2 separate regions of the Homo sapiens genome follow, and region 2 is linked to region 1. Evidence: chromatin loops called from intact Hi-C (ENCODE). Cell type or tissue: HepG2. All regions are shown on one strand.

The links. Peaks named below come from ENCODE experiments on the same cell type or tissue, not always from the same donor. Only the 100,000 strongest peaks of a DNase experiment are listed, where the experiment ranks them.
Region 2: a loop joins it to region 1, with 6 times the contacts of the local background. A loop is called at or near these places in 3 of 110 quality-filtered maps.

What each region holds. Positions count from the first base shown.
Region 1 is chr1:178,868,804-178,873,803 of GRCh38, forward strand. All of the region lies in intron 8 of RALGPS2 (Ral GEF with PH domain and SH3 binding motif 2), which reads left to right. ANGPTL1 (angiopoietin like 1) reads right to left here and starts at 2,274. Exons shown (of 6, transcript NM_004673.4): 1 at 1,938-2,274; 2 at 311-420. In HepG2, no CTCF peak of the experiment used is centred here; DNase peaks (open chromatin) are centred at 2,388 and 2,978; H3K4me3 peaks cover 2,707 bases.
Region 2 is chr1:178,793,937-178,798,936 of GRCh38, forward strand. The region is part of intron 4 of RALGPS2 (Ral GEF with PH domain and SH3 binding motif 2); the gene reads left to right. It overlaps LOC124904462 (a long non-coding RNA gene), which reads right to left. Exons shown (of 3, transcript XR_007066749.1): 3 at 3,251-3,337. Among named protein-coding and RNA genes, the nearest start is that of RALGPS2-AS1, 70 kb to the left of the region's middle. In HepG2, no CTCF peak of the experiment used is centred here; no DNase peak of the experiment used is centred here.

The DNA.
Region 1 (5,000 bases):
TTAGTTTTTAAATAAATATAATTTTTTTTTAATAAATACAAAAGTATTGGCTTCACTGTCACTTAAAGCAGGGCAAGGAGCCACATTTCTTAAGTAGTAGACTAGCTACGTCAGGAGTAAAGAACTGGTTTTAAAAATACATTTACTGTTATGTTTTCTGAAAACATTCTCTTATTTAATATTTTCTCACATATGTTCAGTTTTGAAGCAAAAGATCCATAAATCTATGTTACCTCATAAAACTTTCTGTATATGTTAAAATTTTCCTAGGCCCCAAGAGAATGTTATAAATTAGTTATAGAATACTTACGTTTAAATTTAAGTCTTTACTTAGTTGTTTTTAGAAGAGAAAAAAAAGTCTTCTATGCGTTGGGTTAATTTTATTAGTAGCTTTTCTCTTCATAGTTGCTATATTGCCAGCTAGTAGAGAGAAGAAACGAAAGTCAGGATTTGCCTCCTTTCAGATGGTAAACTCACAGAGGCATTTAACTGGCTGTGTCATGCACTGAAAACAGCATGAGGCAATGAAGTTAAATTTATGAAGCATTCAGGATATGTTAGATAAAGAATTTCTAGATTGTGAAATATGTTCTGGGAAGAGACTTGAGAACAATCTAATCCCCTGGATATATTTAAGAAAAGGATAAATAGTTATCTGTGTAATTTGGGGTTCAGATTAAATGCCTGCCTTAAGACAGCGTCAGTAAGAACTGAGGCTTAATGAAGTCCTGCACTTCCCATAGCATGCAACAACAAAAAAGAGAGATGACAGTATTTCAGATCCACTGTTGCTTGGAAATTTTGTTAGAATTTCTTGTAAAATATGTGTTTAACAGAAATCCTGCCAGCATTTACAGTTTTAAATCTTTAAGGAAAGGACACAAAAGCAAAGTTGGAAAAAATTTTAGCTTTACCATTATTTGCTTGTTCAAGATTCTTAACCATTAATATCTTTAATTTTTACAAGGCTAAAGGAGCCCCAAATCTAACAAACTTAAGTGTCTTTGGTTTAAGGCATACTATTGGTAACGAGTAATTTTATCTTTAATAGTTTTTATAATGCATGTAAAAAAAGCTCCCAGATAGAATATTGAAGGAAACCTCTTATGTGTGCTTAACAAAATTATTTCTACCTAAAATATTACATATTTTTGGCCTTTTAGTCATGAATTTAATTACATCTTCTGGGTTCTTATTTTCTATTGTTAATACCACTTACATAATGCTTTTGTGTGTATATCAATAACTTAGCTTTTCCAAGTGATTCCATTTGTAGCAAGTTTAATTTCTGTCATCCAAATTAAATTACTATTACATGTAAGCCTGGAAAGCTATTTAAAATTTTGAGTTGGAACAAGAAATGCCATAGATTAATCTTAAATCTGTACAAGAATTTCTGCTTAATATTTGGTTATACTGTAATTGAGATTTTGTTGCAAAGACTTTCAACTATTTTTGTATCTTAGCTTTGTTTTATGACTACACTGAGAAATCCAACAGTTTATGTATATCTTCAGCACACACACTGTGGCTGCAGGAAGAGAAACTAATTGTGTTCACGACTATTTAGTTTGTATTCCTTTGTTTTTAATCATTGTGCTGTAAGCCTTATACATTTAATCTGTTACTTGTTAAAATTTCTTTCTACTGTCACTAAAGCACTTGTTTTCAGAAACCCAGCATGGCATGCATGTATCAGTCTGTAATCATATACACTAAACATCATTAAATTGAACCTCAAATAATGCATTAACCATTGCACAGTACTTAATGTTTTTATGTCAAGTTGCAAGATAAAACCTTTTTCAGATGAGATAAACTGTAGTATATTCCAAAGGTCTTTGTTTAGTAAAAGATTCTGAAATTTCTACTACAAATATAAAATAGTTATGCATTTGCTATACATAATATTTTTAAATAAAAGAAATATTAAATACCTTTTTGTGTCTGTTGATTCAGTGAATCCAGAAACTTGCTGCCCTTATTCTTGATTTTAAAAATCAGTGTAGAAGTTTGTTCATCTGTGACTTTAATGGCAGCTGCATTTTTGTTTTGGACCGTTGAATCCAAGCTGTAAGAAGGAACTTCTTTTTCCTTTTACAATACTAATCAATTGAATTTGACAAGCCACCTATGTAATTTTAAGTAGTATAGTGGAAGTTCTGGTCTGTGGGCCGTCTTTAATCCAGCAGAGAAAGCGTTGTGGCTTTGCTCTGTCTGCCACATGGAGAAATGCAGTAACCAGCTGCAGCTGACCCAGATTGTATATACAGTACCCCTGAATAGTGATTCCCTCTTTCTCAGTAGACTCAAGTTCAGCCCACATATTACATCACCAAAAATTGCTGGAGACTGGGGGCGGGAATCTCCTTAGGATTTCCTCTTTGTAGCCTTAAATAGGGGGGTGGGATCAGCAGGAGGTTGAATAGTTTTGAACAAGGAGAGATTGTGTGCAGGTTGAAGGAAGGGCACCATCTGGAAACAAACTATCATAGTTCAGCGGGCAATTATAAAACAAACATTTTAGTCTGCTGGCCAGAGATCTTTTAAGTTGAATACCGAAAAAAAAAATAGTGCTCCACTTCACTTAGAAGTAGTTGCAGGCTGATGAGTTTGGTTTTTGTTAACAAAGAACAAGAGCTAGACTTTGTCAGGAGGCAGCCACCTAAATAATGTAATAAATACTCTTTATAGCCTAGAAGAATTTGTAAACATTTTACTAAGTTGCTAATGAAGGTTTTAAACTTACAAGAAACTTGATGTTGTTGTAGTATGTTATGTCTTACTGTGTAATGTGTCTTAAGATAAAACAGCCTTTATATATAATTACCAAACATAAGTGAAATTCTTTCAGATGCTTAAGACTTTTAAATATTACATTCTGGTGTTACATAATGTCATATCCTCCTATTCTACAAAATGACCTCTCCTCTCTGTAAAAGGTCATTCTTGTTATTAATTGATGTGGTGTGGTTTAAAAACAAACATAACCCTGAACTGAGTAAAAAACAAGGAAGCTCTGACTCTATGCCAGCTATGTGAACTTAGACAAATCACTTTACCTGCCTCTGGCAAGGTTCTTCTGCTATGAAATAAGGTGGTGGAAGAAATGAATAAGTGTTGAGTACAACTATACTATTGTATTTCATTAATTGAAGAAATGTTAAATAACTCAGTAGCTGAAGAAACACAAACTTAGGCTTAAGTAACTTAGCTTAGCACTTAAGTACTAAGTAGTGGAACTGGGATTTGAATCTAATGCCAAAGCATTATGCCACACTCTCTGTCATTGATTACCTAGTTGCTGTAAGCTGCTTCTAGATAAAACTTTTGGGCTTTCTCTACATACCTGTGCTTTCCCTTCCTTATTGCTGTAGCTTGTGCTGTGTTTCTCTTTCTGTTAGGCCACACTGTTGATCCACATCCTTTATTTAAAGTCTGAGCTTATTTTCTACCTCTTTCACAGAATCATTTATTTGAATTCCTATGCCATATATAGGTATACCAGAGGTTGCAAACACAAGGGCCTAGAAAGGCAAATGCTCACAAGAAGAATGGAGCAGGTAATATAAATCAGTGAAGTAAATCAGTAGTAAGATACTGGAGGGAAATGAAGTTTATGGCAAGTTGGCATCCTTTTGGTTAATTTAAAGGGATCTGCCTGCACCTTCTCAGCTGTGCTTGTGGCCATGAAGGATTATGAGACAGTGTTGCCAGATCTTCCCATTATTCAGGAAAAAAGAGCCATTTAGATTTTTCCTGTAATACTTCCTGATTTTAAAAAACATTGGGACAGATGTGCTGCCAGCTTCTGGCCTCTGATTTGTATTATGTATCGTTTCTTGAGCATTCAGTAATTATGTTGTAGTCACTAATGGCTTAAATCTGGGAAAAATAAGAGATAATAAATTCTTTCTGAGCTTTTAAACTTTCAGCAGTTTGGAGCTTTCTAACTTGAGCACTTAGTAATATCACTAGCCAGGGTAGGAAATTGGAATGACAGGTATTTAGGGACAGATTATGGTTAGATATGTTAAATTGAAAATGAAAGTCAGGAGCTCAGTTATATGGAGAGATTTGAAAGTCACCAGCAATTAGGTAGTAGCTAAAGCTATGGAACTAAGATACTAGAGAAAGTACATGTAGAATGTAAAGGAAGGTTAATGACAGACCATGATACCAATTTCCAGGAAACCAGCTTACAAGAAACATGAGGAAAAAGAAGAATGGTGGGGGCTTAGGGGGAAGATACGAAAGTTCAAGGTAGGGAAAACCTGAGAACTAGACGAGAATGGTTACAATACTGCAGAGACATTACATAGGGAGGGGAGACCAAGAGAGATGTTTTAAGACTTAGAATGAGAAAGTTATTAATGCCATTGCCAAAATAAGTGATACATACAGATTTCAGATTATTTAGTGTGTTGAAGGGTGACTAGATAAAATTTAACTGACAAATTAGTGTCCACAATACATTAAGAAATTAGAAATCCATAAGAAAAAGACAACCCAAAAGAAAAAATGAACAGAAACATTTATTACATAGAAATATATACGTTTAACCTTATTACTAATCAAGGAAATAAAAATTAAGACACAGAGAGATACCATTTTATACTCAGAAGATTGGCAAAATTGAGATGGATAATACCAATTGTTAGCACAAATGTGGATCAACAGAAGCTTATATACCGTGAGTGGGAGTATGAATTGATACAGCTTTGAAAAATAATGTGACACCATCTTGTAAAGTTGAATATTAATATACTTTAGCACTTGGCAGTTTTGCTCCTAGGCATGTTTGTATATCCTGAAGAAATTTTGTACATGTGTACTGGGAGATGTGTATAAGAATGTCTATAGCAACATGGTTGGGGGTGGGATGGGAGTAACTCAAAAGTCTATCAAATAAAATGGATGAGTTACAATTGTCACACATTAGCTTGTTCTCATTATAAGGAATTACAGCAGCATTTAACAGCGTGGACAAGTCTTAGAAA
Region 2 (5,000 bases), 75 kb before region 1:
GGCAGAAGTTTTGCCAAAGGATTCTGTAGTTTCATTAATTTCTAGTAATGATTTTTGGTATTCAGTCAAAGCTCAGCACTTATTAAAGTTTTCCCATATTTCTTATATACATAGTTCTCCTCAATATGATTTCTCTTTTGATCATGAAGGTTTGTTTTCTTTTCCCTTCCCTTTCCCTTCTTTCCCTTTTCTTTTTTTGAGACATGATCTCACACTGTTGCCCAGGCTGGGGAGCAGTGATGTGATCTCGGTTCACTGCAACCTCTGCTTCCTGGGTTCAAGTGATTCTCATGCTTCAGCCTCCAGAGTAGCTGGGACTACAGGCGCATGCCACCACACCCAGCTAATTTTTGTATTTTTTGGTAGAGACAGGGTTTCACCATGTTGGCCAGGCTGGGCTCAAACTCCTGACCTAAAGTGAGCTGCCTTGGCCTCCCAAAGTGCTGGGATTACAGGTGTGAGCCACCACACCTGGCTTAGATTGTTTTCTTTTAGAAGGCTCTTACACATTTATTTATAGGGCTTCTCTCCAGTGTGAGTTCTTTCATGTTGCAGAAGCTTGACTGTATTCTGAAGGTTTTTCCATGTTATTACATTTAGAGGATTTTTGTTTTAGATTTTTGTCTATTATAAATTATCGGATGTTCTATAAAGCTTGTATTTCTTCAGAAGGCATTGCTACATTGATTACACTAATAGGGTTTCTCTTCAGAATGAACTTTCTGTTACTAAGCACAAGGTGAGTTATGACAAAAAGGTGGTTTGCAGTGCGGTTTTCTTTCCAGTAGCAATTCTCTGGTGCTTTTAATAAGCCTTAAGTAGGGGATCAACTGTGCTTGAAATTTGTGCTGTAGTTATTACATTGGATACTGTTTGCCTCTTTTATGAGGGTCTCAAGTATTCATAAAGTGACAGGATATATCTGAAAGTCTGACATATAGAGCATTCAAAGAATGTTTTAGGCTGGGCGTGGTGGCTAACGCCTGTAATCTCAGCACATTGGAAGGCTGAGCCAGGTGGATCACTTGAGGCTAGGAGTTCAAGACCAGCCTGGCCAACATGGAAAAACCCCATCTCTACTAAAAATACAAAAATTAGCCAAGCATGGTGGTGCATGCCTGTAATTCCAGCTACTCGGGAGGCTGATACACAAGAATCGCTTGAACCAGGGAGGCAGAGGTTGCAGTGAGCCGAGATTGCGCCACTGCACTCCAGCCTGGGTGATGGAGTGAGACTCTGTCTCAAAAAAAAAAAAGCAAAGAAGAAAGTTTTATACTCTATTTATCCTCGTAGATCAATACATTAAGTCAGACATTTAGATTATATCAACAAACAGATATTAAATTCAAAAAATAATAAGCCCCTCTATATAACTGGGATCACTAGGATTTACTAGGGATCAAGGAAGAATGTTGGTTAAATGAGGGAAAGTATGTAATAGATAATTCTGAATCTTATTAATTAAAATATTTCTTGTTTGTTTGTTTGTTTTTTGAGACAAAGTCTTACTCTGTTGCCCAGGCTAGAGTGCAGTGGTGCGATCTTGTCTCACTGCAACCTCTGCCTCCCGGGTTCAAGTGGTTCTTCTGCCTCAGCCTCCTGAGTAGCTGGGATAACAGGTGTGCTACCACCACACCTGGCTAATTTTTGTATTTTTAGTAGAGATGGGGTTTCACCATGTTGGCCAGGCTTGTCTCGAACACCTGACCTAAGGTGATCCACCCACCTCAGCCTCCCAAAGTGCTGGATTACAGGTGTAGCCACCACACCTGGACTGTATCTTATTAAAATATTTCTGAAAAATTTAACAATTGAGATATTTCCGACAGTATATAGAAAAAGCTTCTCTGTGCAAACCTTCTAGTGTATGTCAAGATAATATAATCTTGGAAACATCCAAAGTTCCAGCATCAGGAATATCATAATTCTATCCTTGTTTTAATGAAAATTAATCATTTGCCTTAAAATTAAAATATAAACAATTAATAAATATAATGAGAGATTTGAAGAAAGCAAAGAAGACTTGTAGACTTGAAATTGTTCTGCTATACAGACCAGAATAAACCAATTGCTGTGTTAGAAGCGAGTTGCCGCTGTTTTGTCAGTTTGTATTACTGCTGTTCATCACTGTGAACTTCTTTAATATATAATAAGATAAGGCTTAGATTAGGATTAAGGAAGGTAGAGAAGAAAAGTGTTGTTTGGTAGTGTAGGTGTATATGACATCAGAGATAGGAAAAGAAAGCTCCTGCCTGTATCTGTGATCTCATTATACGGACAGCTTTAACATATTGGGAGGAAGGAAGAGAAAAGAGGATGTGAGTACATTAGAAAATAGAAGGGTTTATATATATATATCTTAATACCTAGGAGTTAGTTTTAAAGTTTATATTGTGGGTTAAGATATAGGAATAGTAGTGAGCACTTCATGTGTGACTGAGACTTCTTTGTAGATAACCATATTAGGCTGAATGCTAATGGATATGCCGTATTCCTCTAAAGCTGTCCTCTTTTGAGCACAGAGATGTCTCAGCAATAATTATCTTCTCTTTGTTAGGATCTCCCAGCCCCATTGCCCTCTCCCTGCTTCCAGTCATTTACAGATTCCATCGCTTTTTCTTTTCTTCCCTCAGTCTCTTATCTACATACTAGTCTATATTGGCTTTTTCTCTCTTCTATCTGTAGGTATCCCTACAGCATCACCCTTAGAACATTCCTTTTAAGAGTATTGGAACCTACAAGATGAAATTTAGATCAAGAATTTCTTTGCAGAACAAACCTACAAGATATAAGGAAGCTCTGACTTCTGTGAATTCAGTAATTCTTTCATAGGGTAGGTGGTCATCAGTTGTGGGATTTTGCCCTCCCTGTGCTTCCAAAATAAATGCAAGTGAAAATTGGGCTTAGTAGTTTCATAGTTTAAAATTAATCAATGAATATTCTTTCAAATACACTTATAATGACTGTTAAGAAATTGCCTTTATATATGATTTACTATTTGAAGATTTCTCTTTACTACGTGATTTTAAAATTGCAAGTTAAATCCATTGTAACAAATTTTAAGGGGTATCAAGGCTGCTAAATTTCATTTAGCCTTTGCTAAAATGGAGGCTTATTTACATAGTATACTCAAAACAGTTTTATTCCTAAGTCATACCCTTGAAAAAAGCATCCTTTGAGTTGTTGAGTTTACTTCAACCTTTTGATGTTCATATGAGATATTTTAGTATAGACTAATTCTTGACCAGGCTGAACTGTCAATATGCAAGATGGCATCTGTGGCATAATTTATTTCCTGGATTGTATTCTAGTGTGACTTGGAGGAAGATCTTAGAATCTGAAACAGAAAGAGATAGAGACAAAGGGAAAAGCAATTTTTTTTTTTTTAATCACAGAGAAATTTAGCAGCTCTTGAGAGGTAGAGGTGGGGCAGGGCAAAATTCCTTTAATGCCAGGTAACCATAAATGCATGTCAAAGTTTAAGAAGAAATAGTGGGTTAGTTCTTGGGAGTCCCGGTGCAATTTTAGCTTCATAATTCATTATGTAGTTTTGTTTTTATTGCTGTTTTTTAACTTTTTATTTTGACATAATAGATTCACAGGAAGTTGCAACAAAATAGTACAGAGATAATTAGAGGCCCATAGGCAGTTATAAAAGTAGTCCAGAAAAGTCCCATTTACTTACTCTTCATTCAGTTTTCCTCAGCAGTTACATCTTACATAACTATAGTACAATATCAAAACCAAGAAATTGATATTTTTATAATACGTGTCTGTATAAATCTGTGATTTTTGTCATATATGTAGATTTATCTAACCACTACCTCAGTCAAGATTCAGAACTATTGCATCACCACAAAGATCTCTCCCTGTGCTACCTCTTTATAGTCACACCCATCGCATTACTCCTCTCCTACTCCTCACCAGCCTTAACCCTGGCAGCCACAAATCTGTTCTTCATCTTGTTGAACTGTGAGAATCCACTCATACACATATTTTTTTCAATAAATATTTTGGAAATTTTGTCTTGAAGATTTCCAACAATTTGTAAAAAAAAAAAAAAAAAAAACCACATAGCTTAGAAATATAAAAAAAAATTAAGAAAAAGGGATGGCGTGAATGTATAAAATATATGTAGATACTAGTCTATTTTGTCTTTTACTACCATGAGATATATCCAAATGTATTAAGAAAAGTTAATATTTATCAAGACTTATGCACACAAAGACCTTGTGTTCTGCCATATGCGGTCAAGAGAACTATTAAGAAACATAAAGATGCAGTATTAAGTCATAACTGCATAAAATTAACTGTAGTGCATACCATTCTATTGTAGTAATTTTGTAACCACCTCGCGTTGCTATTACAGTGAGCTCAAGTGTTGAGAGTATCTGCTGAAAATGATGATGCTAATCAGTTATCTCCACATGAGCAGTTCCTGTCTCCAGTAAATTGTGTTATGACGTTAAAATGTGATCTCTCACTGTGTTTAGTGCAATATCCTAACCTTGAATAATACCATGAGACCCATAAGAAATACCATTAGTGGTGGTGGAAGTGCTTCTAAGAAGCAGAGAAAAGTTACGACATTACAGGAACAGGTTGAATTGCTTGAAATGTACCACAGATTAAGGTCTGCAGCTGCAGTTGTCTGCCATTTCAAGATAAATGAATCCAGTGTAAGGAGCATTGTGTTTCGTTTTTTTTTTAAAAAGGAAATTTGTGAAGTCATCACTTTTCATACACCAGCAGGTATGGAAACCCCACACGTTTTGTGAAATATTGTGTCTTTTATCTTGTATTGAAAATGCAGCTTTTTAAATGGGTCCAGGATTTCTATAAGAAAGTATACCCATAGCCTCAAATATTATTCAAGAAAAAGCAAACTCATTATATGACAACTTAAAAGGAAGGTGAAGTATCTAAAGCTGGAGAATTTAATGCCAGCAAAGGATGGTTTGATAATTTTAGAAAGAAGTTTTGCTTAAAAATTGTCAGGA